2 separate regions of the Mus musculus genome follow, and region 2 is linked to region 1. Evidence: chromatin loops called from intact Hi-C (ENCODE). Cell type or tissue: heart. All regions are shown on one strand. Each heading gives the region's core, and the rest is flanking DNA. Links, peaks and the distances in the headings are about the cores only.

Region 1 (16,705 bases), core at 5,860-13,859:
AAGCAAGATTTGTAAAGGTTAAACATCTAATAAAGTAAGAACAGTTCCCTTAGGTGAAGAGTGTACATTGATTTTAAGGGTGTGGTATCGTAACTAGTCAGTTACAATTTTATCATCCTGAACAAGGAAATGTCCAGGAAGGTGTGGAAGAGAGCACAATGTCACGTATCTTATTTTCCTAGGCTTGTTTTTTTTATACTTAATGTCCTGAATTTTATTCTTAAGCCAGTTCCAGATAAGCAAGACTAAGTAAGCAGAAATTTCAGTTATCTTTTTGAGAAACTTTTCCTTGAAAGCTTGAAGGCAAAAATAATTGGAAAACTCATTTACCCATCTAGGCACATCACATTTGCCTGCTCTGTACTTCACAAACATTCTGGAGCCTACACAGTCAGACAAGATAGTGGTTGCTACATGAAACTCAAGAAGAACGAAGACCAAAGTGTGGACACTGTGCCCCTTCTTAGATTTGGGAACAAAACACCCATGGAAGGAGTTACAGAGACAAAGTTTGGAGCTGAGACAAAAGGATGGACCATCTAGAGACTGCTATATCCAGGGATCCATCCCATAATCAGCCTCTAAACGCTGACACCATTGCATACACTAGCAAGATTTTGCTGATAGGACCCTGATATGGCTGTCTCTAGTGAGACTATGCCGGGGCCTAGCAAACACAGAAGTGGATGCTCATAGTCAGCTATTGGATGGATCACAGTACCCCCATTGGAGGAGCTAGAGAAAGTACCCAAGGAGCTAAAGGGATCTGCAACCCTATAGATGGAACAACATTATGAACTAACCAGTACCCCGGAGCTCTTGACTCTAGCTGCATATGTATCAAAAGATGGCCTAGCCGGCCATCACTGGAAAGAGAGGCCCATTGGACTTGCAAACTTTATATGCCCCAGTACAGGGGAACGCTAGGGCCAAAAACTGGGAGTGGGTGGGAGGGTATGGGGAACTTTTGGGATAGCATTGGAAATGTAAATGAGGAAAATACCTAATAAAAAAATTTTAAAAAAGATAGTGGTTGCTAAGTATCTAGCCCAGGGCCTGTCCCTCAGTGAGCGCCTGATCCCTTCCTGGAGTTCATAACCAAAGCCATTTTTTAGATTCTAGATGGGACTGTGTTTTGGAGGATTAATTAACACATTTGGCTTGTCTTAATATATTCCTCAAACACATAGCTTTTGAGTGCTTCCTGGGAGCTCAGTTGATTCTAAATGAGACCATAACACAGATCCGAGGAAAGAATGAGAAAAACATACAAGCCAAGAAGTCACTCTGATGCCTGCTTTTAGAAGGGCTGTAGAACTGAAGGAACATCATCAGATGGGAAAACTAGCAGGGAGAGGGTGGTAGCAAGACGCACCCATTAGAACTGCGTGGTTAGAGACTTTCTCTTAGAGTGTCTTGGAGTGAAGACAACGTGAGGAGAGGAACAGCTGGGGGAAGCGTTGGGCAGAGAGGTACAGAGGACAGCAAGGAAGCCAGTGAGGTTGTAGCCAGGGCAGAGAAAAGGTCCTTTGAGGCTTTTCTTAGAACCGGTTCACAATCTCCAGTGTCCAGCCAATGATGTCACGTGGAGCTACTATATGTATGATGATTGATATCTTTATTCATGTTTTTATCATTGTCTGTAGCAGCAAAGATTGACAGTCCCTATTGTAGATGTAGGAATGGATACCATTCTGTTCTGTTTGATGCTGGAGTTAGAGTGCCATGGTTGCTCCGTGTTTTAGTGATCTGCTATTTGCCGGTACATATCCAGGAAGACATTAAATGTCTATAATGCCTTAAGGCTCTCACTGTAATGTTTTCCTTTAATTACACTGGTAGCAAAAGTCCATCTCCTATTGTTACTTTCATCATTAGCAGGACAAATATGCATTATTTATAGGTCCAAAGGCAGGCTCCTGTGGCATATAAAGTAAATTAATAAGGATGGCTCAGCATTAAGCTATGTCAGAGCTGAGTCCAATTTTATTCCGGTCCAGGGATGACTTTCTATGTGGCCTTTCTGGCTCTGAAGCTAATTTGGATGCTGAGTAGCCCCACAGGTATTTATATGTAGCGTTTGGTATTTTTACTGGGCCCTATTCTTCTCCCTTGGATCACCTAAAATGGTTAAGAATTTTCTAGTGGGATTAAGGTTGTGATCTCAGGGGAGGGGTGGGACATCTGCTCTTGGTTATTTTTGTGTGAGCTGCTTCCCCTTAAATGTATGTTCACAAATGAGCCAAAGCGTTATCATCTGGGGTTGAGGGAAGACAGGTCTGGGTGCCGCTCCTGAACTTGGCCTCTGAGCCATGGCTTCTCAAAGACACTCAGGTAAAAACCTCCCTGTTATTTCTCTTATCTAGAGGACAGTTGTTTCAGGCCAATGAATCTGTCATTGGTCTAGAAGATAATTTGGGATGGGGTGATTTTAGTGCTGTGTAAATGGTAAGTAAATCCTGGCTGCTGTCTGTTTCGTTCTTGTTCTGTTTTAATGATGAGATGAAAGTGTTCTCCCTCAAGTAAACTTAGATGCTAAATTTATTGATTAGTATTGTTTTATACCTTATTTTACATTTCAGGATGTCTTGGGAAACTTAGATATAATGTGATATGAGGAATGAAGTTTGATTTTGTTGTTTGGTCTGGGTTGTTAGGAAATTTTGGGGTCATTCATCTCTACAGTACTTGAAGTCTAACGTAAGGCATTTAGGGAAAGGGAAATTGAGTATGGAGAGGGAAGGAGGATTATATTTGTAACTAAAGTATCCATAAATGACTTAAGATGTCTTCCTTTTTTCCAAACAATATTCTTAATTTTTCTAAAGAATCAGTTATGTGTCTTTTTGTCATGGAAAACATAGTATTTGTTATTCTTAGCTGAAAATGTTTCCTGTCCCTTAAAAACCATGAGTGAGGGTTTCCTCGTGTTTTATAGCCTGGCATTAGGGATCCTTTCGGCCCTAAACAAGATGCCTATGAGATAGGGGCTGGAGGCTGGAAGCCCAGTGCTGTGAAACTATTGCACTGTCTGTGTCACTGCCTAAAGCCAAGAGTGGAGCTGTTTTTCTGCTGCCCTCGGCTCCTCTGCTTGGCGCTGGGGGAGACAGATGGGCAGAAACCAAACACTTGCTCCTGTCTCCCAAATTTCAGGTTATGGGACAAAGTTACTACTGATGGTAGTCTTTTTATTTATTTATTTTTATTTTTTTATGTTTGGAAGTTTGATGTTTGAAACTTGGGATTGCCTGTTGATATTATTGACAATAGAAATAGCTTTTGAAGAAATTCCTTTTTCAGTATGTCCAAGCACATGTAGAGCGGTGGAGTTGCCCACTTAAGTAATACACACTCCTTGCATTGTTTCTGTGTTTAAAAGCTGTTTGATGATTTTTCTATAACCCTCAGAGATTGTTTTACCAATATGGATTGGTACCACATGTCTGAGGTGGTGATTATCTGCCAACCCATCAGCTGGACCAGTTTCCCTAATGGGCCTTGACTCCACATCAACTGGTAGATTAGTTACAATTGGATTATCTAAAAATATTACCTAAGCTCTTAGGTGATAACAAAAACAATAATGATAATGATAATAATAAAATAACAAAAATTGTTAGAACAGTTTTAATACTTATTATATGATTTTTATAAATTAAGAACTAACAGTGTGCTTTGTGGTAAGTTCATTGGTCCATAGAAGCAGAGAAGAACTACTTTCATAGAGGAGAGAGAAGCCCTCACAGAAGGAAACTCAGTGTTGTTCTGAAATGGGCTTTGGTTGAGCAACAGGAAGGCTCAGGTCTTTGGATTTGAACTCATTTTTTCGTAGCCATCCACACAAACGGGACATTTTAAGGGCAAAGGTGTATACTTTCAGCATTAAACATTTTTTGTCTGAAAAAACCCCATCAATTTAATTTCTGTTACTCTTTGGCTTTTCAAGTCAAGGTCCATGAATAGAGTGTAGAGAGAATTCAGATTATTTTTTATTATCCTGCAGTTACTAGTTCTCTTCACAGGCCAACGAACTATCTCATACACCTGCTACCCCCTCCCTTTTTTTGTTTTTCGACACAGGTTTTACTGTGTAGCCCTGGATGTCCTGGAACTCACTCTTGTGGACCAGGCTGGCCTGGAATTGAGAGATACACCTGCCTCTGCCTGCCAAGTGCCCACTGCCCCTCCCTCCTTTTAATGCTAAAAATGGAAACTAAGAGTTGGGAGAAGAGGAGAGGAATTGAAGAGAAGTGCCTTCTTAAAATCCCAGACAGACAGAGTGGTATTAGTTCACAGCTTTGTCCGATGGAAGAATAAACGCAGATATGGTTTCATTTAATAATCACATATGCAGCCCTTCTTACACTAGACATGAACTAAAATGGTGTTATCTGTGCATCAGTGACTCAAAAGAGCTTTAATTTTTTTTAACAAATTGTGGCATTCTAGAGACATTGCCAGTAACATTGGATCATTGTGTTCATTTTATATTTTTAAGCAATAATAATGATAATAATAATAATAAAAAACTCTTGCTGAATTTTCTACAAAATTTTCAGCTCTGACTCATAAGTTCCATTTCCCCGAGACTATTTAGGTGTTTATTCCCAAATGTCTGACAACACCCCCAGGTGTGTGTTAGCGTGTCTGTCACACAAGTGTCCTATTCATCAGCTGAGCTTCTATTTGTTGAATGTTCTGAGGAGTGCACTATGTCCTTTTCTCTGGAAGCCAACATTTATTGCTATGGCACCGATGTGTTGCACTGAGCAATGAGCTGGCTTTTGTTTTCCCTCTGGGTGGTGTTCAGTGTTTGCTTGGTTAGAGCAGTCAGGCAAAGCACACAGAGAAAGAAGGGTGCCTAGATAGAGCACCCACTTTCTTCTGAAAAGTTCATTTGAACCACTTGGTTTGAGGGACAAATGAATATTATTAGCAAGAAAGACTTTAGAAAGTATATGAAACCCCAAACAAGACTTTATGACATACAAATCTTCTTTAACAGGTGTACACTAAGAAAAGTGCTTGAGTTAGTGAATATGCAGTTGCTCTTTGTTTCTAAGTATTAGTTGGATATGTATATGATTCAGTGTGAAGCTAGGTCATTTTTCTCTTGTGTGTATACACATCTGTGTGAGACTGCTTAAGTGTGTGTGTACATGTATGTACATGTGTGTATATGTGTATATGTCCCCATACGTGCATATGTGTGCTTATAGAAAGGCCAGTAGTCAGTGTTGGGTGTTTTCGGTTGTTTATTTTTGGAGGCAGGGTCTCTCACTGAACGTGGAGTTCAGCTTGGCTGGCTGGCTAGGACAAGATTCAGGCTCACACCAGTCCACCTTCCTTTTTTATGTGGGTTCTGGGGAGCCAAAGTCAGGTCCTCATGTTCACACAAGCATTCAACTGAGAGATCCACCCCTCCACTCTCTAAATTCTGTTTTTGAGATACTGATGTTTCTATAAGCACCTTTTGGCATGCTGGATATAAATTAAGTTCGTTCATTCTCTCTCTCTCTCTCTCTCTCTCTCTCTCTCTCTCTCTCTGTCTCTCTCTCTCTCTCTCTCTCTCTGGAGGGGGAAGCATACTTATTAAATGAACAATGATGTTTCCTGAGAAAAGTCAGGCTGACACCATAGAATGGCTAGGTAACATTTGATCACCTAGCTAGATTTTAACTGTATTAAGCTAAGCATCCAGAATTACTTTCCTTAAACATATTTGTACCAAAGATATCTTAGAAAAATCAGATGACAGTTCACATGACAGAGAGGTATTGTTTAGATGTGGGGACCTTAGGATAACGGGAGGTGAATTTTAAAATCAGGACATAGTATTTTGTTTTTAAACTCAGGACCTAGTATCAGGTTCATTTACCTGTAAACGTAGGAAAGAATTTGGTTCATGAAAGAGAAAAAAAAAGTTCTCCCGAAAGGAAAGCCAGTATTGCCTAGAAATAGAGGCTCAGATCATTGGACCAGAATCCATTCCGAGCGCCTGTCCACACACTGAAGTTTTAGAAGGTCAGTGGGGATGACCGTTTCCCATCTGCCTGCCAGTAGGGCACAGTGAATAATTTCTATATATAAGGTCCTGAACTAGGTTCCTGGGCTTCCATTATGGTGGCAGAGACATCACTTCCATGTACAAATGAAGGCTACGCTGAGATTAAAATTCATTAAAGAAGGTGCCCTCAGACACAGTGTCTCCAGAAGAAGCAATAAGGGAAGCGGCAGTGTCAGTGCATGTAGCAGTATTTCCATTTCATGGTAGATGACCTTTCCAAGTTAAAAACCATTGTAGGTCAAAGCAAAGGTGTCTAGAAATTTGTGGGGTGTAAAAGGTTGAACATTTCATGTACTTAAAAATTGCTAAAGGAGTAGATTTCTTTCTTAAGGGAGAAATGCTGAAGAGCATGACACTCAGCAAGAGTAGAGAGCCCACCAAGGAGGTTGGTTCCTTCTTCTCTCTGCTGATTTCTAATGAAGGCGAGGGGTAAACCACCAGCTTCTCCTCTCCCATATGACTCCATCTTCCTTGGCACCCACCACTTAGAACATGTATTCTCCTTTAGGAACCTTTGTGCCAATACTGTTGTTTGTCCTTAGCACCTGATGTTAATTCCTGTGAATGTTTTTGTCTTGAAAAAGTACCTATATTTTATGTGAGGTTTTGGTGCAGTGACTATCTCACCAGAAGCAATATATTACTCCAGTTTTGTATGTAGTAAAGCATATGCTATAAGGCTTTGCAATCGTTTTGTACCAAATAATCATATAGTTAGAAAAAATGAGAGGTTGGATAATTTAGGTTGCCCAAAGTTTCACTTAGATTTTTTTGCTAAATAAAGTTAATGTATTTAACATTACTACATACTTTAAGTATTTCCAAATTGTTTGTGCATTTGAGGAGGAATCCAACATTCCTAGACGTGCCTATTTTATCTTGATTAATAGTTGTTTCCACACATAGAAATGACTTGAGTCAACTGTTAAAAATCAGTCCTAAAATAGTCCCTTTGAAATCCATCTTCTCCAGCTGCATACAGAGTCTGGCCTCAAGTATATTGTGGTGGGGAATCTGAGGTGATCCTCATTTCTCCTGCTTTTAAAATAGAAAAATATAGCCAGGTGGTGGTGGCACACACCTTTAATCCCAGTACTCTGGAGACAGAGGCCAGCCTATTCTACAGACAAGTTCCAAGGCAGCTAAGGTTATAAATCCTGTCTTAACAACAAAACAACAAAAAACAAGCAAGCAAACAAACAAAAAAATCCTAAAAAGATGGACAGCCAAAAGCCAAAACTTAAAAGCACTGAGATTTGAGGACAATTTTGCTAGTACCATTAACTTGGAGTTGGCTCATTTCATGTGTCTTTGGCGTGCTTTAGAAACCTGTGTTAAAGGAATGAACAGGAGGTGTGTATTTTCATTGATGGATATTTCTAATACACTTTGGTATAGGCATGTCTATACCAACCTGCAGACTACATGCATCCCAGGATAGCTATAAGTGTGACTCTGCACATTTGTGCATCAAAGCACCATGTCACATTGTCAAAAGGCTGGAACCTTGCTCTTAGGCTTGGCAGGTATCTGTCTGGTACTCTGAATCGTAATGTAAACTAGCCTTTTCTTAAAAACCTCTAGATACCAGCTCATGCCTGTAAAAATCTCAACATGTAGGAGGTCTAAGTAGAAGGTTTACTACAAGTTCATGACCAGTCTTGGCTACAGCATTAGACTTTGTCTAAAAGCAAAGTCAAGACAAAACCACTAGATACCTATAAATGAAATTTGCTGTGTTTTCTAGCATTTTATTTCTTTTTGTGTGACCCAGCACCTATTTTAACCATAAAGGGAGTGCCCAGCAATACCAAAAGGTAGGACTCCTTTTAGGTGGGAATCAGTACAGTTCTTAAATAGAAAAATATTTAGAATCCATTACGGCTTTTCTAGACATTAAGAGAGTGATAGTAAACAAGAAATAGACAACTCAGTAAGGGAGAATGTTTGCTTTTCAAATATGGATGATGGAATTGCTGGGCTGCACAAATTCTGTTTCCTTGCCATTGGCACTTAGAGTCACTGATCATTTGAGTTCCTTGTACTTAGTCTTTTGTTTTATTTAGTTTATGGTTTAAAAGATTAAAGGATTAAAACCAGGGACTCATGCATGTTAAACAGAGATCCTGCCCTTTTATCCCCAGCCTTTTAAAACTTAGAAAAAAAATCACAAGGTGGCGGTTTGATTCAGTTGCAAAGGCTAGCTTTGAATTCCCTCTATAGAGCAGATAGGCCTTGAACCTCCATCCTTCTGTATAATCCCCCTGAGGAGCAGGGATTACAGGTCTGTACCACCGGACTGACCTGGCCCCTACCTGGCTGGCATCTAAAGAATCAGTTGGGTTTTCAAATGAGGTCTTAGAAAGAAAGCCCATCTTTGTTGATGTACACAACCATTGTACAATTTCCACATGGCAGAAGAAAACAAATGGGAGAGACCAGTTCAAACAGATGGAAAGGGGTTTCCCACAGGCAGTCATGGCCACGGGTACTTGTGCCTGTAAGCCACAAGAAGTTGGAACAGATGCCTCAAAGTTACTTGGTAACTCAAGAAAATCGACTGGGCTTCCTTGTGTGTGTGTAGTTTGTGTTTACCTCTATACACAAGGGAACATGGCTGGGGATTTTAGAGAAAAGCCCAAGCAAGAGCGATTCTCTCATTTTCCCTATTGACTTGACAGCGATACAACTGTGCCAAGCAAAGGTCGTTATACAAAAATGTCCCTCATTTACTTCTTGTGTCACTTCTCTGACATGAGGGGCCTGGGTAGTGGATGTGTCAGTGGACTTTGTGTTTGTTCCATGGCCCCACCTTCCCTTGCGGAGAGAGACTGGCATAAGAGACTGACAGTCCAAGTGAGAGTTCACCAGCCTCAGCCCAAGCGCGTTCCCAGACAAAGGGTGTGGTTTCCTTAGCTCACTCTGCTATTTGGTTGCCTATGGCAGCAGAATCCAAACAACTTGGACATGTGGTTGCATTTAAAAAAAAAAAAAAAACCTGGGAATAGAACCCAAAGCAGGAGTTTGGGGCCATTCAGTTGGTGGAAGAGCTGCGGTGAGTACAGACAGGCAACTGCTCATTTCTCTCCCCATTCTTTCTCTAAAGTACATGCAGGATGAATAGTTTCAGTTCAAATGGTTTCAGTTCTTGTGTTTCTAACACAAATTAAATAATTGCTGTCTATTTGCTTATGCAAATTCCTTTTCTAATGGGAGAAGAAAAATTAGCATATGTGTGAAGAAATTGGGAACTAATAGAAACCCTTCCTGGTGGCAGGATTCTCTAGAAAAAAAAATGGTTTGGCAAAGGGACTGGCAGCAGAAGACCTTAGCAGGGCTGTGGGAGTCTGTAGGCTTGTTACTTACAGCTGTCTGGGGCCACAGCTGGGATGCTGGTGGGGAGCGAAAGGAGTTTGATCATATGAGGGAGGAGGAGGTTCTTGGAATGGCGACTTTAGCCCTTTGCAAAAGTCAGTTTTCCAGATTATACTTAAAACTTTTTTTTTTTTTTTTTTTTTTTGCTGTTTAGAGCAGCAGATATGACAAAAGGTAATACTTGCATAGCTAGGCCAGCCCTCACTGTCTGGATCTGAGAGAGATTTGATTTTGATGTGTCACAAAACTCTACTTCACTGTGACAAATCCTTCATAATTGCAGAATGAGCCTGTTGGCCAAACTTCAGCCACCAAGAAAATATCTGGGACAAAACTGTCTGGGCTCTTTCCAAGGACTGAAGCTGCTTCTGTCCACTTAAACATTTGAAACAAGTTCATGAGGGCTGCATGGGTGCCTGGGGGTAATGACTTAGCTGTTAAGTTTCTGTTCGGATGACTAGAACTGTATAGACAGGAAGGAAGTGAGACCACCCGAACATATTTGCCCCCACCCTAAAAGGTGACAGAATATGAGGTCAAAACTGGCAGGGAGGCTTCTGGCTGGCTGTGTGGTGGGCCCCTGCTGTGCCCCATTCTTTTGAAGTGTCGGTGCAAGGCAGTAGAACATGGCATAGACCAGTGGATGCACGCAGTACACCTGCCCTGCCCAATAGTCTTTTTTTCCTGCTCCACCTTACCCTCCCATTCCCCTTTCCATTCTTGGTTACTTTTCAACCCTGGATGAATCTCCCAGAATCCCTCTGTGTGGTGACCTTAGCCTAAGGTCTGGCCCACTTGTCCTCTGAGTCAGCAGCGTGATTTCTGACATGTCCCTAGGGAATTACTGGCCCCTTTACATGTGATACTTAGAGTTCAAATCAGAGGCCTTTTCTTCCTGGGAGCCATAGTGAAGTATCTGTTGCTGTGACACTTGGTAATTAGCCAGGCTTAAATGGAAGCTGGACCCTGAGGACTCAGGGTTTTCCTAGCTACTTGACAACAGTGCCCTGGGACCTCCAGGGCTGTCTATGGCAGAGTGTCCTTGTGTTTCCCTTACTCATTTGTCCTGCTTGCTTGTCCCTACAGGTCCCTCCAGCTATAAGGTGGGCACCATGTCGGAGAAGTTCGACTGTCACTACTGCAGGGACCCCTTGCAGGGGAAGAAGTACGTGCAGAAGGATGGCCGTCACTGCTGCCTGAAGTGCTTTGACAAGTTCTGCGCCAACACCTGCGTGGACTGCCGCAAGCCCATAAGCGCTGATGCCAAGGTAACTGTTGTTGCTGATGGGGAAACGGGACCGGCTGGGTGGGCTTCAGGTGTATTCCTGCAGCCTTGCCAGCAACGCTGCCAATTTGAATTCTCATCACAGCAGCCTTAAGTACTTGAGGCAGGTGCTTCTGATGTCCCTAGCTTAAAAAAATCTATAATATGGACATTGGACTCGATGGCCTGCTAAGGCACTGCCAGCTCTTTCATAGTATAGGTTTAATGGCCTTTAGCCGAAAAGCTTAGCAATAGAAGTGTTTAATTTTGGATTTCTTATTTTATAATACTTCTACATATTTAATGAAGGGTACTAAAATGATACTCAAGTCTAAACACAAAATTCATTTACATTTCATATATACATAGCCTGAAGGTGATTTTATATAGAGTTTTTGTCTTTCAAATTAAATATAATTCTATCATTTTTCCCCTTTCCCTTTTTTTCCTCCATCCTAATTTGGGCATCCTCCAGTTCCCGCATGCTTTCTCTCAAGTTCACAGCCTCTGGCCTCCTTTCCCTTTACTGTCTGTGGAATGTCATTTCTGTGCTCTAGCTGACGGGACTGGAAGGGTCTTACTTTTCCCAGGGACACAGAATAAACTGTGTGTTGTGCTTTGACACTGTGACCGTGACCTGGCCCACGAGATCAGATGTGTCCTTTTCTCCTTGTGAGATCTGTCTGTTAACCCGTTTACGCTTGAGATTCCGGAGCCTTTTGGATTTCAGGCTTGGGCTGGGGGCTCTCCCCCCTCCTCTTATGTACTTTGGGAACTGTGAGGCTTTCGTCTTCACTCCAGTGCTACTCTTCCTGTTACTCCTAAAAGCACTCAGCACAGGGCATCCCCACATGGAGGGGGCTGACATTGGCGTGAGTAGTTACCTGGCCCTGGAGAACCTGGTCTCTGATGGTAAGGCTACTGCCACTGGCCCCAGTGCCCCTCACAGTGGCCACCCTGCTCTGCTTGATGTCCAGGAGGTGCATTATAAGAATCGCTACTGGCACGACAACTGCTTCCGCTGTGCCAAGTGCCTTCACCCCTTGGCCAGTGAGACCTTTGTGTCCAAGGATGGCAAGATCCTGTGCAACAAGTGCGCTACTCGGGAGGACTCCCCCAGGTGCAAAGGGTGCTTCAAGGCCATTGTGGCAGGTACTGGCCCCCTCCCACCCTGAAGGCAGACATGCTGTGTGCTTGCTTGTCATGGTGGGGCTAACTTTGCTGTGAGCTGCTTTGAGATTTTAGCATATATATGTACACATATACATACGTGTATGTATGCGTACATATATATGCTCGCACACACGCACACACTCGGAGACTAACGAGCACTGGAGAGAACAGTCTGTGGCCAGAGAATGAAGTGAGAAGTATGTAGCATTTCCTCCTTTGGGCGTAGTAAGTGATCCATGCATGCTTCTTCCTCAGGCGTTTTTGGGTTAGGCAGACCCGTAGTGAAACTTATTAAGTCATTGCAATGGTGGAAGTGGGGCGTGGGGCTTCAGGTACCTCTCCTAAATGGTCCTGCCAGGATCCCCACCTGTGACAGAGCCCGGGGTTGGCATGACTGCAAGTAGCACTCAGATAGGATGAGGCCACTGACTGCAGGGCCCTGCATCCCCTCACCTCTGGGGGTGGGCTGGGGAGCTGAGTGGATGCAGCCCCCTGCAGAGCCTGGCAGTGGGGCTATCACATTGTTTCCCCCTGCAGGAGACCAGAACGTGGAGTACAAGGGCACCGTCTGGCATAAAGACTGCTTCACCTGCAGCAACTGCAAGCAAGTCATTGGGACCGGAAGCTTCTTCCCGAAAGGGGAGGACTTCTACTGTGTGACTTGCCATGAGACCAAGTTCGCCAAACATTGCGTGAAGTGCAACAAGGTATGTTGTGGTAGGTTTGCATCAAGTGCTGTTTCCCTGGAGGTTGGCAGTTTGCAGAGCACTTGCACACACATTATCTCATTCCATCTTCATGATAGCCCTGTGACGTAGGAATTATTGTGCCCATTTTACAGACGAGGAGCCGAGGCTTAGAAAGCAGTGCCACAGCTGATTGTCTGTGTCTCTCTATTCTGAGCCGGCAGCCCTGGCTCTGGAGGCCTGTGGCCTCCACTTTATTCCTTTCCAAAGAGGCGCACCTTGTCTAGGCCTTGGTCTCCTCATCTGTAAATTGGGGATAATAATAGCACCTTCCTCCCATGGCTGTAGTGCTAATGAAATGAGATACTGTATCCCGAAGCATCCAGCACAGTGCCTGGTTGTTGAATCTGAATCCCGGTGCTACACTCCCTGGTCTAGGCCATCACATCTGGAGGAATCACTTACCAGGATCAGCCCTGGCATGCCGAGTGCTTTGTGTGTGTTACCTGCTCTAAGAAGCTGGCTGGGCAGCGTTTCACCGCTGTGGAGGACCAGTATTACTGCGTGGATTGCTACAAGAACTTTGTGGCCAAGAAGTGTGCTGGATGCAAGAACCCCATCACTGGTAGGCTAAAGAGTCCTTGCTAAGTCTGCCAGGCTAGGTTTTGCGCATGGTAACCATCTCTCATTTTCCTGGCGTCGGTTCCATCCACAAAAGGCCTTAGACAATGTCCTTCTACCCCTACCATTGTGGCCCTAAAGGCCTCTCCAAATAGTTTGGATTGTCTCCCAGGCCAGGTTAACCCTTGCAATGCAGAGCACTTCCTGACTACTGTTGACCAACTAACCATGCCAGGAGTTCACAAACCTGAAATCACGGCAGTGCACAGGGGTGAAGGGTGTGGGGCAAGAGGAAACAGGTGGGAGGAGCTAGTGGGGGTGGGTGGGTGTTAAGAGGGAATGGGGAGGGTTAGGGAGGCTGGAAAGCTATAACCTGGCTTTATACCACCCCATAATGGAAGGCTAGAGCAGAGGGGTCTGCTAGCAGGGTCATTTTTATTTAATTTTAATTTTCTTGTGATCATAAGCAAAGCTAATCACTTCATTCCTCATCTTGCGGCCGCGATCCACGTGCCCTGAGCCCTTTCCCAATTTTCCCATCTCCCTGGGGAGCCTTGAAATGTACATTTGAGAAGACTTTTGCCATCCTCAGGGAAAAGGACTGTGTCAAGAGTGAGCCACCCAGTCTCTAAAGCTAGGAAGTCCCCAGTGTGCCACGGGAAACGCTTGCCTCTCACCCTGTTTCCCAGCGCCAACCTCCGGGGCAGGCATCCGGGTGGAGAGAGGACTTGTCCCTCGTGGGTGGTGGTTCTTTATAGAAAAAATCGAAGCTTAGCAGCTCCTCGAGGCCCGGTAAGTGTACACCCTACAAACAGCCCAAGGTTGCCTCCTGGTGGCCACTTTGATGTCATGGCCCTGACTTATAAAGACTTGTTATGCTGGGAGGTCGGTGTTCGTCACAGAGCTATAGTGGTGGTGGTATGGGAACAGGGGTTCTTTAAATCAAGGAAGCCATTAGCTGAGCTCTGGCATCTTTTCAGGTCCTTGACAGCCATAGAAGGGTTGCGGCGGCGCGGGGGACAGTGGCGGCGCGGGGGACAATGCGCGGTCGAGTAGAGGGGAGCAGAGAGCCCGGCAGACACTGACTGTGTGCCTGTCGGCTCTATGAACGGGCAAGTTGTCATTTTATCTCTGACTCCTGGCTTCCTCATCGGTCTTCATTCAGCTGTCTTTCTGTTTTCTTGTGTTTTCCCACAGGGTTTGGTAAAGGCTCCAGTGTGGTGGCCTATGAAGGACAATCCTGGCACGACTACTGCTTCCACTGCAAAAAATGCTCCGTGAATCTGGCCAACAAGCGCTTTGTATTTCATAATGAGCAGGTGTATTGCCCTGACTGTGCCAAAAAGCTGTAACTTGACAGGGGCTCCTGTCCTGTAAAATGGCATTGGAACCATTCTTTGTGTCCTTTGCTCCCTCCCTCCCTCTGTACCATCCATAGGGCAAGAGTGGGCTTTCACCTCTTTAAAGTTGCTCTTTCCGTCTTTTCTCCCATTTTACAGTATTAATCAACGAAGGACACACAGTGATCATATTAAGATTTAGCAAAGAGCAACCTTGCAGCAAAAATAATTTCTCTGTTGCTGCACTGGAAAAACAAAACCTTAGACTGACTCTTCTGCATGTTTCTCATAGAGCAGAAAAGTGCTAACCATGTAGCCACTTCACGATGTAAACGAGAAGCATAGGCGATAAAGCTCCCACTGAGACACCTTTGGGGCTCAGTCTGGATGCGCTGTGCGGTCACGTGACTGCGGTGTAAGAGTTGCAGCGGCTGCTCCAACTCCCTTCTCGCCTTCTCTGGGCAGTTAAGAACTTGCCAGAATGCATGGTTTAACTTCCTTATCAAAACTCTGACCTTCCTTCTGTTCTTTTGTGCTTTCACACGACTAACACAGATTTCCAGAGAATTAACATTTTGAACTTTGTTGTAATTCTCAAGTGACTTTTCCCCCATACTAACATTTGACTCCCTTACGTGGCGTGTTCTCTGAGCGTTCCTACTTTAAAGCATGGAACACACAGGTGATTTGAAGCATCTAAGCAGATCTGAGAAAACGAGCCTGTTTCAGAACAAACTCACCACAGTGACTACTTCGGAAGCTTAACAAGACTAACTCTCCTGTCCTTTTTAATTTTTTTTTTTAAATTTTGTTTTAATGAGTAGTAAAATAGTTTATGGGTTTGGAAACTTGCATGACAATATTTGAGCCTCCTCAAACGTTCCTGCAGTTTTGAGATTCATCCTGTAGACATGACAAAAACTCTAGAGCCGCAGCTGAGCAGGCACAGGGCTGTCATCAAAGTAGGGACAAGGTGAAGTCCTTGTAACATAACCGTTGTCTGCTCTTTGTCTGCATCCAGGAAGAGTGCAAAGTCCCTTTGCTTGTGATTCTTAGAACTTTCCCTCCAGAATTGCAGTTAGACTCTGGGGCTGTCGGAGGTGGTCGTCATCCTTCACAGGCAGGACTGGGTTTTCACCCCCTTCTCTGAAACGCAGGATTGCCTCCTTAACTGTACTCTCCATTTTATTACATATATAACGAGCCAATATCAAAGTAAAGATGTAATGAAAACACACACTCATATATTACTGTAGGAGTGGTTATAGATGCCAACACCTCATTTCCATATTTGTCATTAGCTGTTTCCATCTACTGTTTGATTGTATCCTTACAAAAATAAAGCAGCATAGAAAGAGCACGCCTCCTGTCTTTTTATTCTGCCCAAGGAAGCATGAGAATGTAATAGACTGCTACTCCAGAAACTTGGGGACCTTGCTCCTGACTTCAAGGAAATAGTTAACTGCAATGTACAAAGCTGTAGGACCACTCTGGTCCAGTTTTCAAAACAAAAACCGCTTCAGGGTGTTTCCTGGATTTTCATGTCCTACAAAAGGCAAGAACTTACAATTCTTGCTTGAGCAGGATGGGTAGGAAGGGAATCCCAAATAGGGCCGCTTGAGGAGGCATTATGATTCTTCTTCCCTCTATTCCGTTCCCATTGGCTCTCTGGAGCCCAGGACTCCTGTGTTGTATCATCACCCCGTCCTCCCTACCTTGACCTGGCTTGTGCTTTGAGCCCAAGTCTTATGTTGAGAGACAGGGAAGAGCAGGCTGGCCTGAGATAATGCGCAACCCACGAAGTCAGAACACCTGCAGCTCATATTCTTACCCACACCCTTTCTCTGCCCCAGGGGTTAAGAGGGCCCAGGGAGCCACTGGCAATGGGTGCCTGCTCTGCTCACTTTCTGGGCCCAGCCCTTCCTCCCACAGGACGTTCCTAAGGCCTCGGGCACTTTGCTAAGCTACATTTCAGTTAAAGGTGGGTTGTGGGGGTGGCAAAGCGTTAGGCTACCACAAGCCCCTGGTAAATTTTTTTAAAATGTTCTTTTTAGTGGATGTCAGAATCTTGAGAAATAATGGGGTCTCCTGTTCAACCGAAACATAGCCCATCTGGGACAAGAGTTGAAACTTGTCAGAATCTACCTCAAGCCTTCTTCTTGTGCTGACAATTGAGAAT
Region 2 (16,705 bases), core at 5,314-13,313, 60 kb before region 1:
GCCAAGTTCAGCCTGCAGACATGTTTCATTTGGCCATTCTGGTGTTTTTAAAAATAGCGAAATTAGTTGCCAACATTTAAAAAAAAAATCAAATAGTTTCACATAAAAACTTGGGACTTAATTTTAATCAAATCATCTCAAAAATTAAAAAAAAAACTTGGGACTTGTGATTTTTCTATCTCTAGCCTTCACTCATTTCAGCCTGTCCCAGGCTCCAGTTTGCTGAGGTCCTCCTCTGTCTCATTGTATTGAGGAGCCTGAAATGATGACCCCAGGAGGCCTTGGAGACTCTGACTTCTCCAGAGATGATTCATTAATCCCCTTCTGATGTTTGGAGATATCATTACTGCTCAAGAGTTTGTCAATTGCTAATTACTTACCAATTTCTCAATACTTGTTTGAACGCTGACACCAAGAATGCTATTTATATAACAGATAAAGTTAAGGAAGGGCTGGTTAATTATTTTATATTTTCAAAGGATTTTCTTGCTTGGATGCCATTCTTCTGGATACATTTAGGGTTTTGTTTTTTTGTTTTTTGTTGTTTTTTCAAAACATAATTCTTGACAGAGGTTCTGAAGAAGCCACTGGTAATCAAGATTGGCCACATCTATACACAATAAGACATTATTTCAACCTAAATTCCCAGCTTAAATCTGGTTCATAAAATTTTTCTTTCTTTCATATCTCTCCTCTTCTTTCAAATACCCATGATTTACTTGTTTATCCAGGCTATAAGCAGACTAGTAACTAATTTTCTATTTAGTCAATAAATACTTATGCAATGAACTTTGGCTACAGTTAGGTGGTAGAGCATGTATATAGCTGGCAGGAGACACTGCATCCCATATGAGGCACTACAACCACTACAGCAAGAGAAATACATGCTGGAGCACTTATCAACTCAATAGCAAGTGCTATTCTAGGTTCTTAGGGTAGTACAACAATCCAAGGAGACCAAAACCTCTGACAAGGCAACATAGTGGTAGGAGAGATGAGAAGATGACAGACAGATTGGTTCTGAAAGTTGAAATCAGAATTAAGATGCAAAAATTGGCTACTGTAAACATAACCTAGCTTTGGGAGTATTGTTTTGATAGGACAATGACAATTTAGGAACCACATGAGGATATCAGGGTGCGGGAGGAGGAGAATTGTCTTGGTAGCTAGGAAAATAAAGCCAAAAGTTTGCATGCTATAATCCAGACTCAAATAAACTAAGTAAAAGGACCCAAGGGGGGATGTGTGAATCTTACACAGAAAGAGAATAAAATAGTCCTCCGAGGTGGATGGAGAGAGGGAACTGAGTGGGAGAGGAGGTTAGGAGGGGGACAATCGGGATGGCGATCAGGTGTGGGGAGGGGAGGGGCTGGAGAGGGGGGGAAGGCATCTCTGGGACTAGCTGGAGACCTGGGACAGGGGACGCTTTGGAGAGTCTATGTGGATGACCCTAGCTGAGACTCCTACCAATAGGGAAATATGGAGACTGAAGTGGCCACCTCTCATACAAGGAAGGAGGAGGACATCAACCCACCCACAAAACCTTCAACCCAAAATTTGTCCTGCCTACAAGATGTTCAGTGATAAAAGTGGAACAGAAGCTGGGAGGTGGTGGTTCATGCCTTTAATCCCAGCACACGGGAGCTCGAGAGGCAGAGGCAGGCAGATTTCTGAGTTCGAGGCCAGCCTGGTTTACAGAGTGAGTTCCAGGACAGCCAGAGCTATACAGAGAAACCTTGTCTCAAAAAACCAAAAAAACAAAACAAAACAAAACAAAACAAAAACAAACAAACAAACAAACAAACAAACAAAAATCCATGGAAAATTGAATTAAGGCATTGTCACAAAATTGATAGAACTGAAGAATTGATAACATTAAGCAAAATAAGCTATCATATGTGGCATCTAGAGAAAAATTAAAAATTAATTTAAGCCAGAAAGTGGTGACACACGATTTTAATCCCAGCACTTGGGAGGCAGAGGCAGTTTGGTCTACAAAGTGAGTTCCAGGTTTATACAGAGAAACCCTGTCTCGAAAAACAAAAACAAACAAACAAACAAAAAAAAAAAAAAAAGAACAGAAATAAAGGAAATGGACAACCAATGACTGGCCCAACTTGAGACCCATCCCATGGGAGAGAGCCAACCCCTAACACTTTTAATGATAGTCTGCTATGCTTGCAGACAGGAGCCTAGCATAACTGTCTCTTGAGCGGCTTCGTCCAGTAGCAGATGGAAACAGATGCAGAGACCCACAGCCAAACATCAGGTAGAGCTTGGAGAGTCCTGTGGAAGAGTAAGGGATAGCACTGAGCAAACCAGAGGGGTCAAGGACACCACAAGAAGACCTACCGAGTAATCTGAGTCTAGGGGACTCACAGCGACTGAACCACCAATCAAAGAGCATGCAGGGCCTGGACCTAGGTCTCCCACACATTTGGAGCCTTTGAGAAGCTTATTCTTCACGTGGGTCCCCTAACAATTGGAGCAGGGGCTGTCTCTGACTCTGTTGCCTGCCATTGGATCTCCTTCCCTACCTGGACTGCCTAGTTGGACCTCAGTGGGAGAGGATATACTTAGTCTTGCTGGAATTGGATGCCCTAGGGCAGGTGGTACCCAAGAATGGATTCCCCTTCTCTGAGGAGAAGGGGAGGGAGTAATGGGAGGAGGGATTTATAAGGGTGGAATTGGGAGAAGGGCAACAAGGGGGGAGGGGCTATGATGAGAAGTAAAGTGAAGAAAGAAAGAAAGAAAGAAAGAAAGAAAGGAAGGAAGGAAGAAAGAAAGAAAGCAAGCAAGCTTGGAAGTGAAAAGTGTAGAGGGCCTGGGAGAGGGTAGGAGGTGAAATCGGAGAAAGGAGCCAGCAGGGAGCCTTATAAGGCCTATAGGCTAGAACCTATGGCTTTATTCTGCTTTAGAAGCCAGTGGAGTCCTGGGATTCTATTATGTAGCTTATGGCTTATACTTCCCAAGTCTTTCACAGTGTTCCCAGGCATGCAATGCTGTGTCAATCTGTACTACTCAAGTTTACAGACCCTGGACAATCCTTTGGAGACAGGCTGTCACCGGAAGGACCAAGGATGGCAGGGTTCAGGAAAGTTCCATTTGTAAGAGTTGGTTTCTGCACAACAGAGGAACTTCTTCAGTCTATATGTACCTCTGTGGTCATGTGACACCCTACAAAAATTAAGAAGAGCAAGTGATGGCATCAGTGTCACCAGTGCCACTTCCTGAGAGTACACCAGATGGAAGGGATCAGATGAGACACCAATTTTTGGTCATGGGGAAGATTTTTGCGTGACTCCCAAAGGACTGGGTGACAGGTAGCTGGGGGTGAGTGTACACAGGGATGCATGAGTGAGTGTTAGTTTTGAGAACCCACTCAGACCTTTGGAATAGTACATCAGTGGATACAGAAACACCCCAACAGAGGGGAATGTGGTCAATATGGGCCACATCACCAATCACAACCAATCACACTGCCATTTCAAAAGTGGCAGAGAAAAGGGGATCATGTCTGTCTATGACTAGAAAGTACCCTCCAACTCTACCCATTCAGGTACAGTGGAGTAAAACTGGGCCTAAATAGCAGCAAGCCCTTTTGATTACTCTGTGGTCTCTTCCAAAGTTTTACTGCAGTGAACTTCTTCAAATAAAATAAGCTAAGAAACAAACTACGTGCTTCATGAAGTTACTAAGGAGTAAATGAGACAGACCATTTACCTCTAGAATTTTAAACAATGTCAGGTGCACTAACAAAGAATATTGCTTGTATCTTCATCCTTGATTTGTTTTTTGAAAGCCACAGAAATAAGGTAGTTTATATCTTTAATGCATTCATAGCAATTAACAGTACACCCTATGGGCTGAGTTTTATGGGGAGACAACAGGAAAAAAAATGGACTTCTTCCACTGATAGTCGTTTCCTGTCATAGCTTCACATAGAAGTACCTCTTGAGCCATTCCCAAATATAGGCTGAATCTTGACCAACAATGATTCATACTCCTAAATCTCTCCACCCCAGAAAACAAGTCAAGAATTAATTTTCATCCATTTTTGTTCAAATGGACTGAGCCATAAGTTCTCTGCAGCTTGAGAATCAAAGCCTGTCAGGATTCAGCCACCTCTGAAAGCTCACCTAGGCTGAGCAGATCTAGGCACAGCTGTAACATAAACATGTAGGGCAGAGGTCTGCATGCAGCTATGTGGACATAGCACAAGATTTAACCCCACAAAGAACAAACCACTAAAGTCATAGTTGATGCCGCCTTAGTTGGTCTCTCTGGCCTCCCTCAGGTCCCATAATTTCATAAAGGTAACCTCAGCCTGCGCTGTCTGTGGCATTTCTCAGCAGCTTTCATTTCTGAAATAACAGGGAAAATGGCTGAAAATGACACTAACATATTCTAATATGTGGATGCCCTTGTTTTGACTTGCTTTTACTGTAGCGATACTGTTTGTGTTTAAACAGTCAACAATGGAAATATTAATGGATGAAAAATGCTGTTTAATTAACTAGCTTTTATCAGACACCATGTCAACAGCTATATTTAGCAACTGCACTAATAGAGAAAGCTGCTGCAGAATTAGTCAGCACATCAGCCTGTTAAATAGCAAAGAGCGGAGGACGCCTTTTGTCTCCCCCATTGAACAAGAGACTGAAAAATGCATCTAATTTTAGCATTTCTAGAGCCGAATAAAAGATGTGAAACACAATCATCAGAAAAAATGTCACGCACAGCCTAAGTACACATTCATCAGAGAAGAAATGCCAAGACGATGGCAGCGTAAGAGGTCTGCCCAGAAGCGAGAATTCATCATCATGACTGAATTCTTTAAAATAACTTACCATTAAAAAAAAGCCCAAGGCTCCAGGTCCTAGGGAATAATACTGAATATTGAGTAGGTGGCAGGGATATTTTTTCCTAGACGTGATTTCAGCATTTAATGACATCATCAGTGTAATTGAAGGGAAAGATGAGAAAAATGAAAAGAAAAGGTTTCTTTCCAGGGTGAGCTTTGATCTCCTTGAAGGTCTTTTATTTTGAGAGCGAACAAGCAGGTGAATCTAGGGAGCAGAAAGGAGGAGATGGTGTGCATGCAGATCTCTTTGAATCTAGCCATCCTGACCAGACTGGAAATGTTTCTCTATGTTATGGAGACAAATTTCATATTTTAAAATAGAGCACCCAAAGAGGCTTGTGCTTTGATCAGGTGTGATCATGTATTTTAAGATTTTAGTATCTCAAGAATCTGGATTGGTGCAAAGAGTGCCCACAATAAGTATTGCCTGATTATGTGGTAGAGCCCTTGTCTACCCAATCAGCACAACAACAACAACAACAACAACAACAACAACAACAAAATGCTGAGGAAATAAACCAATGGTTTCATGATGAAACCATGGTGAAGTAGGCACATGCTGGACTCTCTCAGTACTGCTGCAGTGATCCATGAAGTCTTTTGAAATATATTTACAAGTCTGTAATTGTCAAATGATAGAGGGAAAATTTCACAGATCAAAATAGAGGAGCAGCTGGTGGTAGTGTTACAAGTCCGTGGGAGCCCTCCCCCCCCCTCCCCCCCCCGCCATGAGATGCCAGGGTCGAGCATCAGGCTTCCTACTCTTCCACACGCATACACACGCACACCCGGACCCGGATTGGGCCAGAATTGAGGGTTACACTTTTGTTGTTGTTAGATCCCCATCTATTTTGTGCCATATGGTATGGATGCTAGAACTGCTAAATCTTGTCAGGGAAAGCCATGTATGACCTGAGCTATTGGTAAACTGAGAGGCCAGAACTGAGGCCATCGAAAACCTACTTTCATGAACGTGGTCATGGACAGAAAAATCGCCAAAGAAACTTGATTCTCAATAAAGTGATTCACCCAGCTATGTATTGGGCTATACCTAGCTTTTATGGTTTTCTATGAATTTTGTTCATTGAGTTGGGCCTGCTTAATTTTGGTAAGCAATTTTTGCGACATTTTTTACAATGAAGTTTAAAATAAATTTAAAAGAAAAATAATATAAAACTATCCCAAAAATATTTATACATTTCGCAGGAATAAGGGAACTTGACAGGTTGTAGGGTACAAGATCAATATATAAAAATCATTTGTAATTCTGCACTGTATCACCAATTCAATACTGAAATTAAGAAAATAATTTCATCCGTATTAGAATAAATTACCTAGGAATAAATTTTACAATAGCATAAAATTTGTACTCACAAATTGTCCAAAGAAGGTTTAATCAAAAATGAAATTTCTCTCCTGTTGGGAGGAGGGAGATGCTGAAGCCTGGTACCAGCCAGAGAGAAACTTGCCTCACAGGAAGAGATCTCACATAGTTCTAACAACTTATCAGACCACCGTAAAGGACAGACTGGAGCCTAGAAAATATGGAGTCAGTGATGGAAGGGAGTACACATTGGCCAGGGCTGCTTGGTTATACACATTGCTCGCCTTTTATTTAAACCACAATCTCAGAGACAAACACGGGGTAACCAGACCTCTTTCTTAGTGGCTATATCAACTCAATCTCCCTTTTCGGCCTTTAGTATTACTTGTTCCTTGTACTTTCATATGGGAAGATGGGTTTGACCATAACTTGTTGGGAATGACAAATCCCAGGATTTGTCCCTAAAATCTCTAGTAACACAGATATTAGGATATATATATATATATATCTCCTAATAGCTAGCCTAATGCTAAAATAAAAGTTTAATTTTAATATATGTACATTTTTGCAAAGAAATATAGCAATAAACCAGACATGATGCCAGATAACTATTTTCTAAGCCTTGGGAAACGAAGGCAGAGTGATTAGAAGTGCAAGGTTATCCTCAGCTACATAGTGAGCTAGAAGCCCACCTAAGCTGCCCAAAATAAATAAATAGATAAATAAATAAATAAATAAATTAATTAATGACATACATGTCTGGCAGAGGAGGGAGGATAGCATGAACCTGAAAGTGGTTTTCCCAGGGCGTCTCCACTGCACCCAAAGGTGTGCTGACTGCTGGAATTTCTCCTAATATGGGAAACTTGACTGAATAATTTATGCTAGTGAGAAAAAGCATGAATACAGTCTCCCTACTAAAAAAAAGTCTGTGCTAGATGATCAAATCAGAGTTAACATGCAAAGCATGAGTTAGATTAGGTCAAACCTCTGTTGTAGAAGAGAATGGAGATATGAATTTAAGGAGGCAATACAGAGAACACTGTAAAATACTCAACTGTAAAAGAAGTTGATGGCCTATATTTATGTGCCTGATGCTGAGTATAGTATTTAGTAAATAGCTATAGCATTTAGATTCAACTGGATAGCCACAATAACATGATGTAACCACATTACTATAGAATATAAATATTTACAATAAAAATAAATTATTGTTTGTTGATATTTGAGAATGGAAGATTTCTATATATCAATTTATACTATATAGGGAAGGATACTCAGGCTGCCAAATTTATTGTAGGAGGCATACCATCAAAAATGTTTATAGACACATGAGTTTATATATTTCCCTGGACCTCAAAACCAACAGAAGGCCACACTGACACCTGAGCCCATGTCTGCAAACATTGCTCTGCTATTCTATCTATGGATGATAATTTTGATTATTCTTCTTAGTTTAGAAATAGCTTATGTGGTTGTTCTAGATTAGCAAGGCCTTGTCCTTGGGGCCAAGCTCTGTACACTGATGAGTAAAATTCATCACTTTCCTTCTAGGAGCTGGAGACTTTATAGGGGAGATAAACTGTCTTTACAATGTGACATAAGATTAGCTCAATAGGGGCAAGAGGTCTTGATGACAACTTCCGTTGTCATCTGTGGAGAATGGGAGAGATTACTTTGGATTGCGTTGTCACAGAAGAATTTCAGCAGATTATTTGTAAAATGGGTAGAATTTAGACTGCTGAAGAAAAGAGAGATGATGCTGAGAGTTTATTTGTCCACATACCTATCCATTTACTCATCAAAGAAACATTAGCTTAAAATGGAGTAATAAGTGTAATTAAATGGGCCTTTTAAAATATCCTGTTTTGGAAGAAATAAACTGTATAAAAACATTTGTGAGACATCTAAGGAATTCTGAAACCTAACTATTTGTTGATGGCAAGGGAGTGTTTTTTTTTTTTTTTTTTTTAGTTAATTCCTGTTACATGTGATAATATTGTATGAGGAGTCTTTATCTTTTACCAATGTGTACTGGACTATTTTTTATGGAATAATATTTTGCATTTCATTTTAAATAGCCCAATGTGTATGTGTAGTTTGGAGGGAATGGGTAGAGGGAGACTAAACAAAAGAAACAAATCATATGTTAAAGAAAGTGTTTGATGCATGGCAGTTTATTGTACTAGTTTCTCTCTTTTTATTGCCTCCAAGAAATACCTTTAAAAGAACGTCCAGATTCCAAGAAACTGGAGGGAGATATAAGTGGGAAGGACATGTTCCAGTGCCTCTCCTTTCATGGTAGAAATAGCACATGAACTTGCTTGGTACGTCAGCATTATCTGTTATGCTAAATGGCATGGTTCATGTGCTATGGGATCAATGGACTCTGTGTGGGATTCTCAGGGGCAGCTTGGAATAGGAAGGGAGGCTTTACTAGTTCAGAAGGAGAATTTTTTTTAATTAGGTATTTAGCTCATTTACATTTCCAATGCTATCCCAAAAGTCCCCCATATCCACCCACCCCCACTCCCCTACCCACCCACTCCCCCTTTTTGGCCCTGGTGTTCCCCTGTACTGGGGCATATAAAGTTTGCAAGTCCAATGGGCCTCTCTTTCCAGTGATGGCTGACTAGGCCATCTTTTGATATATATGCAGCTAGAGTCAAGAGCTCCGGGGTACTGGTTAGTTCATAATGTTGTTCCACCTATAGGGTTGCAGATCCCTTTAGCTCCTTGGGTACTTTCTCTAGCTCCTCCATTGGGAGCCCTGTGATCCATCCATTAGCTGACTGTGAGCATCCACTTCTGTGTTTGCTAGGCCCCGGCATAGTCTCACAAGAGACAGCTACATCTGGGTCCTTTCAATAAAATCTTGCTAGTGTATGCAATGGTGTCAGCGTTTGGATGCTGATTATGGGATGGATCCCAGGATATGGCAGTCTCTACATGGTCCATCCTTTCATCTCAGCTCCAAACTTTGTCTCTGTAACTCCTTCCATGGGTGTTTTGTTCCCAAATCTAAGGAGGGGCATAGTGTCCACACTTCAGGCTTCATTCTTCTTGAGTTTCATGTGTTTAGCAAATTATATCTTATATCTTGGGTATCCTAGGTTTTGGGCTAATATCCACTTATCAGTGAGTACATATTGTGTGAGTTTCTTTGTGAATGTGTTACCTCACTCAGGATGATGCCCTCCAGGTCCATCCATTTGGCTAGGAATTTCATAAATTCATTCTTTTTAATAGCTGAGTAGTACTCCATTGTGTAGATGTACCACATTTTCTGTATCCATTCCTCTGTTGAGGGGCATCTAGGTTCTTTCCAGCAGAAGGAGAATTTAACCAGACTTTGGAATTTATTGGATGGGGAATCAAAAGAAGTGGATTTTTTTTTTTTTTTTTTTTACTTTGAACACTGACATAGCAACCTCAGAGACAGGAAACAGAAGAGAAATTGGTTGGGATGGAGATCGACACAGAGTAGTTCAACTCTGAATCTCCAGAGGCTGAGCTACTCCTGAAATGTAGAGGTGGTGAAGATTTCACACAAACGGCTTTAGGCAGGATGAACTTCAGTGACTACAACACGGGGAGGGAACCGTGCAGTCTCCATCCAGGTAGATGCAGCTCCCTCCGCACAGGCTCTGAGCGGAAAGGATGGTTGGCCTCAGTGGTAGGTAGATGCACTCACTGAGCTCATGCTGCCCTCCACCATTATCATGAGGCTTGATGAACCTCAAATGGACCAAGTGTTTTAGGTCTGAAGGTCTCTCGTGGAAGGGGATCTGGATGCATGGGCACTTTAAGAAAACAAATCACTGACCTGAAATAAGTAGCCATATAGAATTGCCGTGGTAAAAGTGATGAGCACTCTTCTTTTGTTGTTTTGGAGTTACAGTTTATTGGTTGGGATTGTGGGCTCGAAAGCTCCCTGTTTTATTTTTAAATCCTGACTCTACAGTTTCTTTGCCTCAGTCTATTCCTCTGTAAGGTGGGGAACATAATATCTAATATGAAACTACATCAGATGATGAATATAAACTGTGCTAATTCTTGTTACTTTCTTTCTCTCTCCCTCTTTCTCTCTCCTGCTCACAATGCAGGGCTCATGCTAACGCTGGGCTATCTTTTTAGCCCTCTCTCTAACAATACTTTTTGAAAAGAAGGCAAAGGATTGATAGTTTTGTGTATTAAATGCTCCATATTTCCATTTCTAAGAGGACTCAACGTTCTATTGAAATTGAATATCTGTAATGAGCATAGTAAGAAATGCCTTTTAGACATGTAAAATTAGCTTAGTCAGGATCCCCACAACATCCAAGGCTGCTCCTGATAACCAGAACTCAATGACATCACTCACTCAAGATAACCAGACGTACTCCTACCCCTCTCCACCCCCATGACGCCCACTGGACAGAATATAGGCAGAGACCAAGAGCAAGGCTCTACTCTGCACATCTGGAGAGACACCACCTTGATCTGTCCTGTGGCTGTAGAGTCTACCCACTATCCTGATTCTTGATTTAGAGACTTCTTTTAGTGACTGGAGCTGACCTTCAGGGGAGCACCTTTGGGGAGATAGGCTTAGGACTGTAGTTAGGAATTTAGAGTGTGAACATTGTATAATGACCTCAGCATAAGAAAATATACCTTTTCTTATACTACCTACATGTATTTAACGTCTTGCTCAAATAATATTCCTTTCCTCATGTCTATTATATTCCTCAACCAAAAAAATCCAAGCATACTCAGATCTGAGATTAGACTACCTGAATTTATCCTTTTGTGTGTGTGAGTGTGTGAGTGTGTGTCTCTGTGTGTGAATCTTCACATTAGATGATTACAAAAATGTTCTAAAACAAACTCACCCCTTGAACAACTCCTTTCCTTCTACTTATTCAGCAACACCACCACAGTTCTATATATTTTAACTGAAACAGTGTGTTTCTGTGACCTCCAAAAGTTGAATTCCAATGCAAGAAAGTGACCAGCTAGAGGGAGAACAGGGCTGGCCTTGCTTGTGCAGCTTTAGTTAGGGTGATGGGAGAGGTGGGGCACAGCTCACATCAGGTGCCCAAGACTTCCTGGGAGGTAAGACAGGAAGCAAGAAAGACAGGCAGGAATGTGTGGAACGGAGTTGGTGGGGGTTGAAGGAGGAAAGAAAGAAGGTTAAAGAAGTGAAAGGAAAGAAAGGGACAATTTCTACCAATTGGGCAATGGAAGGTTCCTTAAGAAAGGGTCTGTACTTTCCTGTCAGATTCTAAAGATACTTGTGCCCTTCCCTTTGGCTAGTTGATTGTGAAATAATCACAATGGTCCCAGGAATCTCCTGCTGGGCAACGAGAAAGGTTGAAGGAAGAACCTGCTTGCCAAGGAGAGATTTCACACAGTATTGACTACTACAATCAGGACTTCCTTGTGGGACAGACTGGAGTCTAGTGGCGCGTCAGTTTCCAGATCATACCCAACTTGGCCAACACTGCTCAGCTACACATACTTCTGGCTCTCTATTCAATCCTAATCCTCATGTTACATGGATTTGGGAGTCACTAGACCTTCATTTGTTCTTCTCAATGTGGCTCCATAGAATAAATTGTCTTCCTTTCTCCACTTTTTACTATCACTTGGGACTTGAATTGGCAGAGCAGAAACAGGTGGTGGAGCCGACCTTGTTAGGCCTGCCAGAGCCCAGGCTTTGATCTGAGAATCTCCAGTAACTGGCTCTCTGTCCAGAGCCACCCAGAGCTTTTGCACTGAGTGCTCTTGGCTGTTTCTTTCTGGTTGAGCCCAGGGCTGGTATGCAGGGGAGCTGCTTGAAGTGGTGCTAATTGTTCCAGGCCTTCCCATGATGGCCTGGGGCGGATCAGTCTCCTTTCCTAAGAAATGTGTGGGGAGACTTTTTTTGCAAATCCAGAAATACCAGACCTCAGTGAGCCTAAGGGCTCAGAAAGAGAAAAGAGGCGTAGGCTCTGGGTAGCAAGATAGAGAAAGGAATTTTGCAAGTAGCTATTGGGTCGGGTAAAAGAGGCCATCACTTGAATTTTGAAGCTGGAGGGGGGGGGACGGGGGGACGAGCTAACAGCAGTGTTTAGACCTTTTGCTTGGTTTAAATACACAGCTGCTCCGCCTCATCTGCTTCCACATAAAGGGCTGATTCTCCCCTCTCCTAGCTGGCCTTCATGTTTTTAAATCAAGACTTTGGATTCCTTTAATGAACCTCTCTCCTGACTCACTAGACATTCTAAGTACTGACTATTCTCACCTTTCAAAGTTTTCCTCGACCCTACTCCTTCCTTCTGGTCCTTTTCGGGTCCTCTTTAAAAGGAAAAAAAAAAAAGCAGGTTTCTCTAGTTCACCTGCAATTCCTTCAACCCTCTTCTAACCAAGTCCTTCTACTTCCCTCCACTGACATGGTGGGATTCTCCTGGCTTCCTTGCCTCTGCTCCTTCTGTTTGGAAAGTTATCCCTTGGTTCTTTACACCCACTGCTTTTATACCATGCAAGGCTTAGATTAAATACTACCTTCTTTCTCGCATTATTTATACACCCTTTTATCCTGCAGTTTATCCCACTGTGTTTATTTTCTCACTTGCTCATAATCTGTCTTCTTCCACCAATAAAGCCGAGTGTGTGCACAACTGTGCTGTATCTACAGCATTTGGCACAGTACTGGGCACATGCTGAGGGCTCACTGAACTGAACTAGGGAAAGAACGACGGAGTCAGTCACTATGTGAAGCTCTGCTGTGAGAGCTTTAGGAATGATGGAAAGCCCTCTGAATAAAGGCTCTTTTCGTTCTGTCCAGCTTGTTATTAAGGGGAGAGGTCGTCGGTGGGTCTTTCAGTGTGGTGGGAACCAAGAGATCTGCAATCACTGGCTGTACTGGGCTGTGCAGGTCAGCGAGGCCCCTGGAGAGGCTAGAGGCCACCTTGGCTGTCTCTCTTTGTTGCTCCCACCTCCCGGGCTCTGGCCGTGGCTGCCTGCAGTGACTCGTGACTCCCCAGCAGCCAGCGAAGGCCTGAGCCCGCGAGGGAGGGGGGCGGTGGGCGCCCCTGGCCCGCCCTCCGCGTGCCCTTCGGACGCTTGCAGGGGGTGCTCCGGGAAGCCGCGCCACCGCGGGCTCGCGGCCACCTCTCGCGCGCACTGTGCGCGCCTAGCCAGCGGCTTGGCCTCTCCCGAGGCGGGGCCCACGCAGCCGCGCCCCCTTCCCGCGCTTGCCCGACTGGGCTCCCGCGCGCGAGCGCGATCTGCCCGCACCGCAGCCCCTCGCACCACGGGCAGAGCCCAGGCGGACGCGCGCTCCGCCCTACCCCTCCCCGCCCCGAGTGGGCTGCGCCCGCCCCCGCTCCCGCCCCCGCCCCCGCCCCCGCGCGTGCTCCCTCCTCCCTCCCTCCCACCCTCTTGCGCCCCTCCCCGTGCGCCCCTCCCGCGCCCTACATCCACCGCCCGGCCGAGGGGGCTCAGTCCTGTGCTGCCGCTGTCGCCGCTGCGCTTTGGTCTCGGAGCTGGCAGCGGCCGCCGGTGCCGCCTAGACAGCTGCGCGGGTGAGCATCCCCAGACAGTAAGCCCGCTTTCCCTCCGCGAGTGTGTGTGTGTGTGTGTGTGTGTGCGCGCGCGTGTGTGTGCGTGTGTGTGTGTGTGTGTGTGTGTGTGTGTGCGTGTGCGTGTGTGTGTGTGTGTGTGTGCGCACGCCTCCGGCGTCCCCGGGGAGCCGCAGCTCGTGCTCCGTGGCCGCTACTCCGGGGCTGCGCGGACCTGCTGGGCTTGGGTACCTGCGGCCTCCGGCCTCCGCTGCCTCGCCCACGTTGGGGGCTGAGGAACCTGGGGCTCCAAGGTCCCTTAGGGTGCGTGCCTAAGCCTCCTCCCCAGGGCTTTCGCTCCCCTGGGGGCCGGGATGCAGGGGGGCGGCTTTGGGTGTTTCCTCTGCAAGGATGGAGGGTGGGAGTAAAAAGAGGGGGCTTTTGGTTTTCTCACCCAGGATGGCGGGCAGTGGGGGTTGGGCGAGGTGGGAACACCTTTGGTTTTTGTTTTTGGTTTTTTTTTTTTCTTTTTCTTTTTAAAGGATAGCTAACAGCAGTTGAGAAGAGCAGGGGATGATGATGACGATGGGGGGGGGGCTTCATTGGTTTTTACATTAAGGATGGCGCCTGTTGGGCAGGGGAGGAAGGTGAAACCTGCCTTGGTTCTTGGAGATGTTGAGGGAACTGCTGTGCTCCCTTTGGGGATGCTGGGGAGGAGGCAGTGGGAGGACTGGAGTGCAAGGAGAATGGTGATGGAGGGAGAAGGCTGGTCGTGGTTCTGCTCTCTGAGGGGGAATGGCAGTGATATGGGGGATGGGGGTGGGAGAGGGGACTGGATTTCAGCTTCAGCATGGAGGCAAGTGGAAGGTTCTAGCACTTAGGTTGAGCCTTGGTTGAGCCTTGGCAAAGTGGGTTAGGTAGACTGCTGGGTGTGACCTTTCAATTTCAGAAAGCTTAAAATTCCCACTAGATGCAGTTCTGGGCTCCTGGGAAGAGGTTTCTGCTTCTCAAGTTCCCATTGCTTAGTCTTCCACAACTGGTAGAGGTTTGAATGAGAAAGGCCAAGGGAAACAGTGAATGTGCTGTGTATTTTCTGCATTTGGGCCTTTCAAGTTTCTTGGGTTCATTCTGATTACAACGACACCTCCCCCCCCCCCCCCGCCATACACACACACACACAAACACACACACACACACAACTAGGGTAGCACATTGGGAACAGGAGACAAGAAAGTGTATGAATGTGATTTCAGATTTGGTTTTGGGATTTCCTGAAGGGCAAGAGTTCTGTCGTAGAAATGCAGCAAGAGTGGAACACATGTCTTTGCTGGAAGTCCTCTGTTCTCTTCATTTAAATGATGCCATCGGGACTATCTGAGCCTCTTTTGATTTGAATTTGGACTAGATCCAGTTTTCCTAATTGGAGCTATCATTTTGTAATTGCTTGTAATTCTCCATGTTATCAAATGTATTGCGAGTTTAGAGAATACTGGGAATATTTTTGTTATCTTGATTAAGGCCGTTTAAATATAAATATAATGTTCCTTGGAAATGAGAATGTTTACAGAGTAGCACAAGTTTAAATTATGGGCCACGTGGAATTGGATAAGGAGTTCTCATCCTTGCCCATCCCCAGGAACAGGCTACTCCCCATTCCTCACATTTGAAAAGGATTGGGGTTGGTAATTTTGTCTTTGGAAATGCGTGCCCATATTTTCTTAAGAATATGCATTAAAAAGCAATGGGCCTTAAATGTGCTAGGAATATAATGCTTCCCTGTTTCCGTTACATAAGGTTCCAATCTAGTCTACCTTCACTCTTTTAAAACATTTATTTACCATTTTTAAGGGCAAATAGAATCTTTATGCAACAGGGAATTTGTTAGATAGGCCAAGGTTTGTACAATGCACTACAGAGTAAGTGCACATTTTACTACTACCGTATAGAATCTGTAACCATATATGGCTTCTGAAATTCTAGGCTTCCATTCCATGATTTAATCTTTTTGGAGAAGGAAAACATTTTTAAAGCAAGTCTAGATTGGGGGATGAAATTTTGAATGTGCAGATTGGTAAAATACCTCTTATATGAGTTCTTTGGAGATGATTTAATATATAGTAAATTAATGGATCACCTCAATAAGATACTGACTTTGTTTATTGCAAATGTTAATACATAAGTGGGTCTACAGGATTAAGAAAAATGTATTTGCTTATGCTGTTGTATACTATTCTACATTTCTGTGGTGTGTATTCTGCCCCAGTGCAACAGTGAGACAGAACCGATTTTCACAATCTAAGTTTAGCCTGGTGTTTTTTGTCTGAGGAATAATGCTGAAGGTGGTGAAAAGGAACAGTATGTTGGTGGGAAAATGGGCCTTAAGTTGCTCTCTAAACAAAAGGAGCAAAGGGAGTCTTTTACTTGGCTTTTTGAGAACCTGTTGTAAGATGGGAGGAAAAAAAGATGAAGAACTTTCAGAAACGAACAGGACAATGAAGTAATTGTTTTAAATCTTAGAGAGTTCACTCTGTTATCTTTTTTTTAAAAGTAACTTGTCAATTGAACTTTTGCGTGAGAAACTCACCACCCTCGCACCTTCGGTTTGAAGAATTATTTATTCATTTGCTGTAGTCTTGGAGATGGAACCCAGGGCCTCCTGTGTGGAGCAGGCGCCTTTATCATAGGGCTATGTCCCTAGCCCAAGTTTAGCCATTAAAAACAAATAATTTGTTGAAGGCACGGCAGCTAATCTCCTGAGGCTTTGCCCTGTTTTCCTAATCTCTTCCTCCTGGTTCTCCTCTTCCCTCACCCCTCCTTTGACTCCCACCCCCTAGTGCCAGAAACATTGGCTTTTATAACCTTGTGGGAGTTGAACAAATGTTCCTGCTTGCTTGAACTTTAGTCGTTATCTCGTTGGCTGCTTTCCTTAACTTTTGTCTGCCCTTTTTTTTTTTTTTTTTTTTTTTTTGTTAACTGAACTATCCAGTTGTTTGG

Evidence for each region. A loop is a pair of places that touch in the nucleus more often than their neighbours do. Peaks named below come from ENCODE experiments on the same cell type or tissue, not always from the same donor. Only the 100,000 strongest peaks of a DNase experiment are listed, where the experiment ranks them.
Region 2: it touches region 1 in a loop (4-fold over the local background); 2 of 42 quality-filtered maps call a loop at or near these places.

What each region holds. Positions count from the first base shown.
Region 1 is chrX:56,777,461-56,794,165 of GRCm38, forward strand. Fhl1 (four and a half LIM domains 1) reads left to right here. Exons shown (of 7, transcript NM_010211.3): 3 at 10,529-10,710; 4 at 11,684-11,858; 5 at 12,417-12,586; 6 at 13,004-13,190; 7 at 14,384-15,886. The coding sequence starts at 10,555. The coding sequence ends at 14,538. Among named protein-coding and RNA genes, the nearest start is that of Gm23258, 36 kb to the left of the region's middle. In heart, for the core only: no CTCF peak of the experiment used is centred there; a DNase peak (open chromatin) is centred at 8,951.
Region 2 is chrX:56,718,134-56,734,838 of GRCm38, forward strand. It overlaps Gm36289 (a long non-coding RNA gene), which reads right to left and starts at 5,475. Exons shown (of 3, transcript XR_386935.2): 1 at 4,851-5,475; 2 at 3,036-3,177; 3 at 2,003-2,286. It overlaps Gm26312 (a small nuclear RNA gene), which reads left to right and starts at 6,940; the gene lies at 6,940-7,102. It overlaps Fhl1 (four and a half LIM domains 1), which reads left to right and starts at 13,628. Exons shown (of 7, transcript NM_010211.3): 1 at 13,628-13,735. In heart, for the core only: no CTCF peak of the experiment used is centred there; a DNase peak (open chromatin) is centred at 13,228; H3K4me3 peaks cover 573 bases; H3K27ac peaks cover 1,555 bases; H3K27me3 peaks cover 222 bases.